Linked DNA regions of Homo sapiens: region 1 is linked to region 2. Evidence: chromatin loops called from intact Hi-C (ENCODE). Cell type or tissue: ascending aorta. All regions are shown on one strand. Each heading gives the region's core, and the rest is flanking DNA. Links, peaks and the distances in the headings are about the cores only. Region 1 overlaps HDAC7 (histone deacetylase 7). Region 2 overlaps RAPGEF3 (Rap guanine nucleotide exchange factor 3).

Region 1 (4,379 bases), core at 163-4,162, 60 kb after region 2:
TGTTCCACCCCTGCCATCCTCAATTCCTTTTTCATCTTCTATTTCCCTTCCTTTTTAAATGTACATTTTACCATTTTAAAGTGTACCATTTAAACACTTTACAGTGTTTCCTGTTAGCTGCCTCCAGCAGGGTATAACTAAACAAGCAAACCTCCCAGGGCTGCCACAGAGGATCAAACGCTGCGTGAGCTCTCTGGAAACTGTCAAGCCCTCTACAAAATGCGGGTTGCATAACCAGAGCAAGTCACCCTCAGAGTGGGTACTCGGGGGTAAATTCTCTTGGGAGGAAAAGGTCTCTCTCTCTCTCTCTCTCTCTCTCTCTCTCTCTCTCTCTCTATCTCTATCTCTGTCTCTCACTCACGGGCAGGCCTTGGGCAGGTGGAAGCGCTGGAAGCACCCACAAGTGCAAAAGGGAGCACCTACCTTCAGGGCCACTTTCTGGGGACTAGGAACACAGCCGCACGGCTATCAGCATCCCTGGATCTGGGGCAGAGGAAGGCAGAAGCCACAATGGAGACCCTGGTCTGCACTCAGTAAGAACCAGGCAAACCGAACTGAGGCATCTCGGATGTGAATAGCCACAAGCTGTGAATCCTGACACTCACAGGGATGCCACATTAACATTAATGACAGTAAATACCCTAGAGGTCCCATCCCAGTGGTGCCCTAGAATCCCCCTCCTTTTGCCTATTACTTTGGAAGACAGCAGAAGTCTAGTGGGCAGATTCTCCACGTGACCTGATTCCCTTTTGCAGCCAGGCTGCCCTTGAGACTTGGTTGAAGGGGTTTTTCCAGATCACAAATCCAGCTAGGGTGCTTACACTGCCTTCAGGTCACTCAACAGACAGATGGCATGGTCCTGGGTACTGATTTGGACAAACCAGCTGTAAGGACAATTTCTGGCCAACTGGGAATTCCGTTAAGATGAAAATTTACTGTAATGGAAGGTGGAAATCACTGACTGAAAAAACAGTATATGCAGAGTAATCTCATTTTCATAAAAATTACAACACATAAAGACACATACGGAAATGGAAAGATGTGCAGTGATCTCTGACTGATGCGTCTGTGATGTTTTTTATTTTTTAGTTTTTGCTGGTCTGTCCTGTCTGAGTATCCACAATGCACATGGACTGCCTCTGTAATAATTACGCAGCATATATACGTACATAGACACAGCCCATGGTAGCAAAGTCAAAGTGTGACCTCGGGCTCCCGTGAGCATTAGTCCACAGGGTTTTCACCGCCCCCGGGTCTTCTTGGACCATATATCCTCTGAGGTTCCGTGTTATCTACAACCTAGCGTCCTCTGCCCCTCCTGAGTCTCGCCAAGGGCCTATAACACAGAGCTGGGCACAAAGTCAGGACTTACTTAATGAATGCCTTCTGGCTGAATAATGATCATTTCCTGAAAGAAATGCCTCATGCCTCTTCCAGAGCCGCTGTGCTGGGAATACTCACTGCTGACATCACTGACCTGCCCACCCCTCCTCTGTTCTTCATAAGAGCAACAAGGGAAGGGCTAAAATAAAGTTCACCCCAGCAGATGCTGGCAAGGTACTCCACATCAGGGCCATCAGGGGCAGCCCCATCCCAGACCCTCCCCAAGCTGGCACAGCAGCCCCTCTCCAGGGCCAGCTGGCTTCAAGGCCCTGGGGTCCCTCCTCGCCCTGCCTCACTGGGAGAGGCTGGGAGAGGGAGTGAACAAGAGAAGCAGGGGTCCACCCTATGACTTCTGGCTACAGCTCTCTGGCTGTTCCAGGCCGCGATGGGTGGAGGAATCTGGAACAGGGATTTGGCCTGGTTTTTTCTGTGAACTGGGGCTAGGCCCAGTTTCTGTTCTTCGTGTCTGCAACATTCCCTATCCCTGACCTTCAAAAAATATGAACAATAACATTAATAATGATGATGAATATTCAGTGAGCCCTGACTTCATACCAGGCACAGAGCTAACTTTATTTACATTATCTCCTTTAATCTTCATAGCAACTCCATAAAGTTGAAACTGTAATTATTTTCACATTACAGATGAAGAAGTGGAGGCACAGAGCAAAATGTGCCCATAATCACACTTGCAGGAGAAACCGAGACTCAGCCAAGGCCATCCCATTCCTCCCTCTGCGTCCTTACAGGAAGCTCTCCTGCCAGGCTTTGCCATATATACAGTAGGGTCTAAGGCGATAATTAACATCTGTAGAGTGCTTTAAGCACTAAGTGGGGCACAGAGAAAAGCCCCACTTGAAACTAGGAAATCGAGTCTCAGAGCCATCAGCATCCTTACTCAAGATCCCACACCTTTCGACTAAGATTCAAACCCAGATCTCTGGCGTCAGAATGGCACATTTCTTCCCTATTATCACACGATGCCCCTGGCTCACTCTCAAGGCGGCCCCGGCTGCCTGGAAGGGAGAGTCACACCTCCTTCAGCGCTGGAATCTGGGGGGCGAGGCCTGCGCTCAGCCCCTCGCCCGGTGGGGGTGGGGTGCTGCGCCAGCACCTCCTCAGCGTCTCCGCCGTGACTCACTCCCGGGACCCAGGGGAAGCACAGCCCTGCGCTGCGGGCAAACATCGTCCGCCGCCCGCCCCGCCTCCAGCTCCCCGCCTCCACATTTGCTAACCGAAACAAGGCTGCTGCTATTTTTAACCCTCCAGCTCCCCCTTGCCTGGGGCTCCCCCCTTCACCTCCCCACCCCCCGCCCCAGCCGGGTGCCACCAGCCTGTCATTCTGAGAGCAGTTCTATAACCTGAACGCGCCTGGGAGGGCGCAGCGGACGTCCCGGACGTGCAGGTTTGTGGGGCAAGCAAAACAAGACGGTTACAGCCCAATCGCCGAATTCCCCCACCCCAGACTCTTTCCGAACCTGTCACTCCCAGACTGCCCTGCTCCTCCTGCCATTCTGGGGGTTGGGGTAGAGGGGAATGGGACTTCTGGGCTGGGGTCACCTCAGGAGCCAGAGCTAGGCTCCTTGGAATGGGTCCTGCAGGGAGGAAGCTGAACTGAAGGGGATTGGAGTTCCCCTACGGATCCCCAGGGTGAGAGGCTGACCCTATAGGCCCAAAGCTTCTGACCACCAGGGTTTACAATCCCTGCAGGCAAGATGGAGGAAAAAGGAAGTGGTGCGGAGACAGGGTGGGGATGGTGAGCTTAGCCCAGGGCCTTCCTGACGAGGAGAAGTCCCCTCCCCATCCTGCTGTGGGGGCTGTGGAGCTTGGGCGGGAAGGCCTGGGAGTCGGGAAGAGCACTGAGCAGCCTCCAGAGAGGCCCAGGGTGGAAGGCAGCCTTGGCAGTGTGCAGGGGGAAAAGCGGACCTGGAGTCAGGGCTCCTTTGACACTCAATAATCTAAGGCAAGGGCCAGGCAACACCTTCCTGCAGCCTGAAGCTCTGGGTCCCCAGAAAAACCTTCCTGGGAGAAGAGGTTGGAGGTGAGAGGGGCTGAGGCCTGCTGGCCTAGAGCCGGAACCTGACACCCAAGTTGCTGATGTGAAAGTTAACCTCCTGAGAGGGGTGAAGCGTAGAGCTGCAGGTGGACCAGACAGGGGCATTTCCTCCCAGCTGATGTAGAGCCCGTGTCTTGAATCAGCCCCATCTGGCCCTCTGGTCTCAGAGTCTCCCCCAGTTTGGGCAGCAGATTCCAAGGGCCCAGGAGAGACTCTGGAGAGCCCAGCCAAAGGGCCATCTGGGCTCAGGTTTTTCCCGTGTGCCTCTCCTGTCCCAGCCTCCATCCTCCCTTGAGCCCTGTCCTCTCTGGTCCCAACCCCAGCCTTCCTTTCTGGTTCTGTCCTCTCTTCCAGGGCCCAGGTCCCCTCTAGGCCTTGACCCCCTCTCTTTGGTGATTCCTGAGCCAAGTAAAGTAAAGTGGCCACAGAGGCAGCAGGCTAGACCAGAGGGAAGGGACTTGGCACAGTAGTTCCCCAACTGGGGAGATGGCGGAGAAGGGAAGGAGGTGGGAGGAAGGTGAAACAGGAGAGCTCCTGGGGAGATGCTGCCTCCTTCTCAACATTCAGTATGGCCACAGGGCCCTGGACTCAGCCCCATGGAAGAAAAAGGGTGCTCCCCAAGCAAGGGAGTGGCTTTGATCTTGGCCTTGTGCAGCTCCCCCTTCTGCTCTCCCCTCTGCCAACCTTTGGGGCTGCTTAAGGGGAGGAGACTGCCATCTTCCATGCCAAGTGAGAGGCTGGCAATTCAGCTCCAACCCTTAGCCATTGGTCAGCCCAGGGCCTCCACCTGCATCCAGGGAGTTCACAAGCACGGCTCCAGAGGCTCTGATGGCTCACTTCCAACCTGGGGAGGTGGGAGACGGCATCAATGTCACCTTCTTAGGCAGTCCTCCCCTGGCCACCCTATCAAAGGAAGTCCCACCTTGTTATTCTTTATTGC
Region 2 (4,379 bases), core at 291-4,290:
GAGGAGGCTCAAGGTCACCCAGCCAGTAGCCAGTCCAGCTGGAATTTGAACCTGGACCCACCGGACTGCAGTTTCCAAAACCCACTTGCTTTCAGCCACAACTGTGTCTCTGAGTGGGAAGGGTCCTCAGAGATCCCCCTGGTCCAACATCCTCATCTACAGAGGAAGAAACTGACTTGGGGGGGTTTGGGAGTGTGGAGGGATCCAGGTCACACAGTGAGTCCGTGGCAGTCAGCGCCAGGGGCTTCTGGGCCAGCCAGGTTCCCTTCCCTCCACAACAGGTAAGGGATGCCCCCAGAGATCAATCTGAGAAACCGTGAAATCTGAGTGCTGTGTGAGGCCTGGGGTCACGGGGTGCAGGGATTCTGACTCACGGCTTTCGAAGTGCCACAGTGAGCAGGGCGTCAGGCCCCCGCTGGGAGAGCAGGGCCACAGCTTCGGCCAACTCCTCCTCCATCTCATGAGTTCTCACGGGCTCGGGCTCGGGCCCGGGGAACCGGTAGAATTGGGCATCTCGGTCCTGGAAGGCCCAGTCGTGTTTCACTGGGGGGCAGAGGCCCAGGCGTGGGGGAGGAGAGGAAATTGAGGCTATGTGGGTATGAAACCCCACTGCGATGCCACCCCTCAGCACTCCCCAAGTAGTGCCTGCTTCCCAGGACTGCCCTGTCCTGTCCCCCTCACTGCCCAGCCCAGCCCGGGGCACCCCACCCTGGGCTCGGGCTCACCATGGCAGAGGGCACCTTCATCCAGCAGCACCTGGCAGATTCCCACAACTTGGCTCCGGGAATGGACCCCAAGTCCCAGGGCCAAGATCCCATCCACCAGCTCCCGGCCAGAGCAGCACTGCCTATGGAAGGTAGAAGGGGACAGGCCAGTGGAAGGAGGGTGGCAGGGAGAGGGAGGAACTATGCATTAGAAAGGCACCCTCTGAGGCCCAAGCCTGGTTCGTCCCTGTGCTAGAAGCAGGGTGAGGCCCAGGTGCCTGACATAAAGTGGAACGGAGAGAAAGCAGTGAGGCTGGGCAAGGAGGCAGCAGGGCCTCCACTCACCGATAGAGCCTAAGGTGGTACTTCCGGTCTCGGATGAGGTTTGGGCAGGTGGCCAGCAGATGCCGATGCAGCTGCCTCCCAGCCCTGAGCACCCGCTCTGTGGAGGCCTTAGAGGGAGGAAGGGCACAGCAGTTCAGGCTCTGAACCCCTCATGGTGCTGCCTGTCCCAGCTCCACCCTGCCCAGGCTTCTACCTGCTCCAGGCTCTCGCTGAAATCCAGGGACTCCTCGCTGTTGGTGAGTGGTGTCTGGGGGCAGCAGGGAAAGCGTGCACATCAGTGTGAGGTCTTCAAGCCCAGCTCTTGGATACCTCCCCTCCCCCATCACTCCCACTCTTGCCTAGGCCCCAACCCCAAATGCATCCATGTGGCCACTCCTTCAGCAAATAAACAAATATTCACTCAGCACCCTGTGCCCCGGGCATCGCCTCTTCCCACCCTGCCATCCTGATCACCAAACCCAACTCAAGGACTGCCTCCCTACAGTTGAGAGCCCTAAGACACCCATTCTGCTTACTCAGGGCCCAGGTGTGCCCATGCCCCCAGGTGAACTGCCCCTGTTGGGGGAAAGAAGTGAGGGAGCTGGAAGGAGCATGAGGACATGAGATAAGAAGACCTGGGAGATGGGAGCCAGGATGTGAGCAGCTCAGGAGGCCTGGGAACATCCGCTCCTGGGCTGGGGTCACAGACCTGATCCCCAGCCAGGTTCTGTGTCCTTCCACAGGCCCATGAGCAGGTGTCTTGCCATCTCTGGGCCTCGGATCAGCCTGGTTGTCAAAACACAAACCCTGGAGCCAGGCTCCTGGATTAAAATCTCTGCTTCCCCACTGATGGCAGATGTGACCTGAAACAAATGATTTAACCTCTCCCTCCCTACCTGAGTCTCCTGAACTGTAAAATCTACAAAGCACTAATAATACCGACTCATGAGGTTTTGGGAGAATTAAATGAGTTGCTACACATCGAATGTTTAAAGCATTGCCTGGCATATAGTTGTATGCACATGTTAGCTAGTACTCATCTGTGAGGCATTAGGGTGGGGCTGCTTGCTGGAAAGCGTCTTTCTTCTCTGAGATGTTGCTAGCCTGTGCCCTGCGAGAGTGAATAAGTCCTTGGTGGCACACAGGACTGGCTCAGGAAGACGCACTTTATCATGGAAACACTGCTTAGTAAGGATTCCCTGCCCTTGGTAACAAGCCATTTGGAACTCCCGGGCCTGTACGCCCTGGAATAATGGCCATGAAAGCCCCTCACGACCCTTCTCTTCCTACCACCTGAGAATCTGGGGTTTGTGGACATCTCTGGACAGGATGCTCTACCATCTACGAGCCCTCTCAAAGGGCTCACTTTACAGTTTACAAAGCACTTTACAGTTTACAAAGCACAATCGCCCCCTTGATTTCATTGGATCTCATGTAAAATAGGATCAGATGTGAAATAGGCAGAGCAGGCATTGTCTGTCCTCTGTCACTTACAAGGAAATAAAAGCCTGGAGGTGAGGTACCTTGTGTAACTCAGTTGCGCATACTTCGGACAGCCAGACAGCTGTGGAGAAGTTCAAGTTCCCACCCAGAAGTGCTCCCATTCTCAGTCTCCCTACACCCACCCCACCTGCCCCTTTCCTCTCCCCTCACCAGCCACCTCTCTCCTAGCTTCCCATCTGGCTTCAGGTCCCTGAAAAGGACCTGCTGGGGAGTTGCAGTACAACCAGTCCTGGTGCTGGCAGGGCCCTGGGCACAGGCATCTTGGCACTGCGTGCCCAAGCAGAGGCCTGAGGTCTGGCATGTGCAGGCGCCTGGCCCAGGGCTGGGCGGAAGTCACTAGGTGTCCCAAGGGTATCCCTGCCCGGGTCATGGGGCCCAGCCCAGTGCCAGACACAGAGCCCTGGAGACTTAACGACAGGAAATGAGAAGGAGGAGGAGCCAGGGAAGGGAGGAAGGGCAGGAATGCTACCCAGCCAGCCCCCTGTGTCGGAACAAACAGTGCCTGAGTGCTAATGACTTGTTGTTCATATCAAAATGCCCAGGTGGCCCCAGTCCCTGCCCCAACTCCCATTGGAGCCCACAACCCAGGCTCCAGCACCAGCCCCCTTCCTGGTATTATTCTGACTTGGGAGAGGGCACATTAGGAGGGGTGGTGCTGGGTCACGTGGCCAGGTTGGTCATTTCCTGTCCTCCCCCAGGGGATGAGGATGCAGGTCAGAGAATGGCCCTAGTCCATGAGCACTGAGGAAGGGACTTTAAGGAATCCCTCTCATTTTGACAAGGAAAGCAAAAGCCCAGAGAGATCACACAACTATTTAGAAAGGTAAGATTCTACTGAATAACTCTGCTACTGGTGCTGACCCCAGAGGTAGGTATTTGTTTCCTATTTCACAGCTAGAGAAAAGAAAGCTCCAAGGTTCTATAACCTGCCCTAACTGTTGGTCAATAAGGGCACCAGGATTCATACCTATGTCTGATTCCAAAGGCCATGCTCTTAGCATTATGCCCTACCGTCTTCCATTATGCCTATTCCCATGTTTCCTCAGCTTTGTGCTATAGGCACAGACAGTAGAGGTATTCTGCCTTCAGGCAAGTTCTGTGGGCAAGTAAGTTTGGAAACCACTGGGTTAGACAAAGATAGACAGGTTTGTTATTCTACCCTCTCTGTGCCCCCAGGATGTTTGTGTGCCTGCCAACCTTCTAGGATGGGGCGGAGAGAGGGCTGCTATTCAAGGGCAGTGGTCAAGTGTGTAGGCTCTGCAGCCAGATGCTTGGGTTCAAATCCTAGCTTTTGCGTTACCATCTGGTTGTGTGAGCTCGTGCTGATTACTGAAGTTTGCAGTGCTTCGGTTTCCTCATCTGTAAACTGGGGTTGATGATATGAATAGTACCTATCACAAAGGGTTATGAGGATCAAAAAGTTAATAATATAAAGTACTTGGAATGGTGCCTGGATCATAGTAACTACTTAGTAAGTTTAGTTGACTTGATCAGATGTTATTATTTCATGATGGGCCCTATTACCAGGACACAGTGCAAAAAAATACAATGCTAGTCATGTCAGTTTCAGGGTTCTCAGTTGGGAAGAAGCAGCTGATATGAGTCAAGGTGAAGGTCCTCCTCACCCACTCCCCACTCTCATTCCTGAACAGAAAGGGTTCAGGGCGGAAGAGGAGGCACTAACTCCCCTGGCACCAGCACTGTGGCCTGCCCCACCCTCACTCCCTGTCACTGAATGTCAGAGCTGGGCTGGAGAGACAGGCACAGAGCCAGACAGCCTGGGGACCTGTCAGACCAGTTCCCTTGGGCCATAGCTAAGGTGTCAAGCTAGGGCTGCTTGTGGTGGGA

The links. Hi-C counts contacts between places; a loop is a spot of excess contacts. Peaks named below come from ENCODE experiments on the same cell type or tissue, not always from the same donor. Only the 100,000 strongest peaks of a DNase experiment are listed, where the experiment ranks them.
Region 1: a loop joins it to region 2, with 3 times the contacts of the local background. A loop is called at or near these places in 6 of 110 quality-filtered maps.

Annotation. Positions count from the first base shown.
Region 1 is chr12:47,810,512-47,814,890 of GRCh38, forward strand. The region is part of intron 1 of HDAC7 (histone deacetylase 7); the gene reads right to left. Among named protein-coding and RNA genes, the nearest start is that of HDAC7, 7.2 kb to the right of the region's middle. RefSeq lists a silencer at 2,511-2,700 and enhancers at 3,281-3,330, 3,341-3,420. In ascending aorta, for the core only: no CTCF peak of the experiment used is centred there; DNase peaks (open chromatin) are centred at 1,450, 1,730 and 2,540; H3K4me3 peaks cover 3,712 bases; H3K27ac peaks cover 4,000 bases.
Region 2 is chr12:47,750,674-47,755,052 of GRCh38, forward strand. RAPGEF3 (Rap guanine nucleotide exchange factor 3) reads right to left here. Exons shown (of 28, transcript NM_001098531.4): 3 at 1,243-1,296; 4 at 1,050-1,156; 5 at 726-847; 6 at 375-543. It also overlaps a transcript of SLC48A1 not described here. Among named protein-coding and RNA genes, the nearest start is that of RAPGEF3, 6.0 kb to the right of the region's middle. RefSeq lists enhancers at 1,787-2,328, 2,813-3,107. In ascending aorta, for the core only: a CTCF peak has its summit at 2,467; DNase peaks (open chromatin) are centred at 2,136 and 2,878; H3K4me3 peaks cover 1,626 bases; H3K27ac peaks cover 3,444 bases.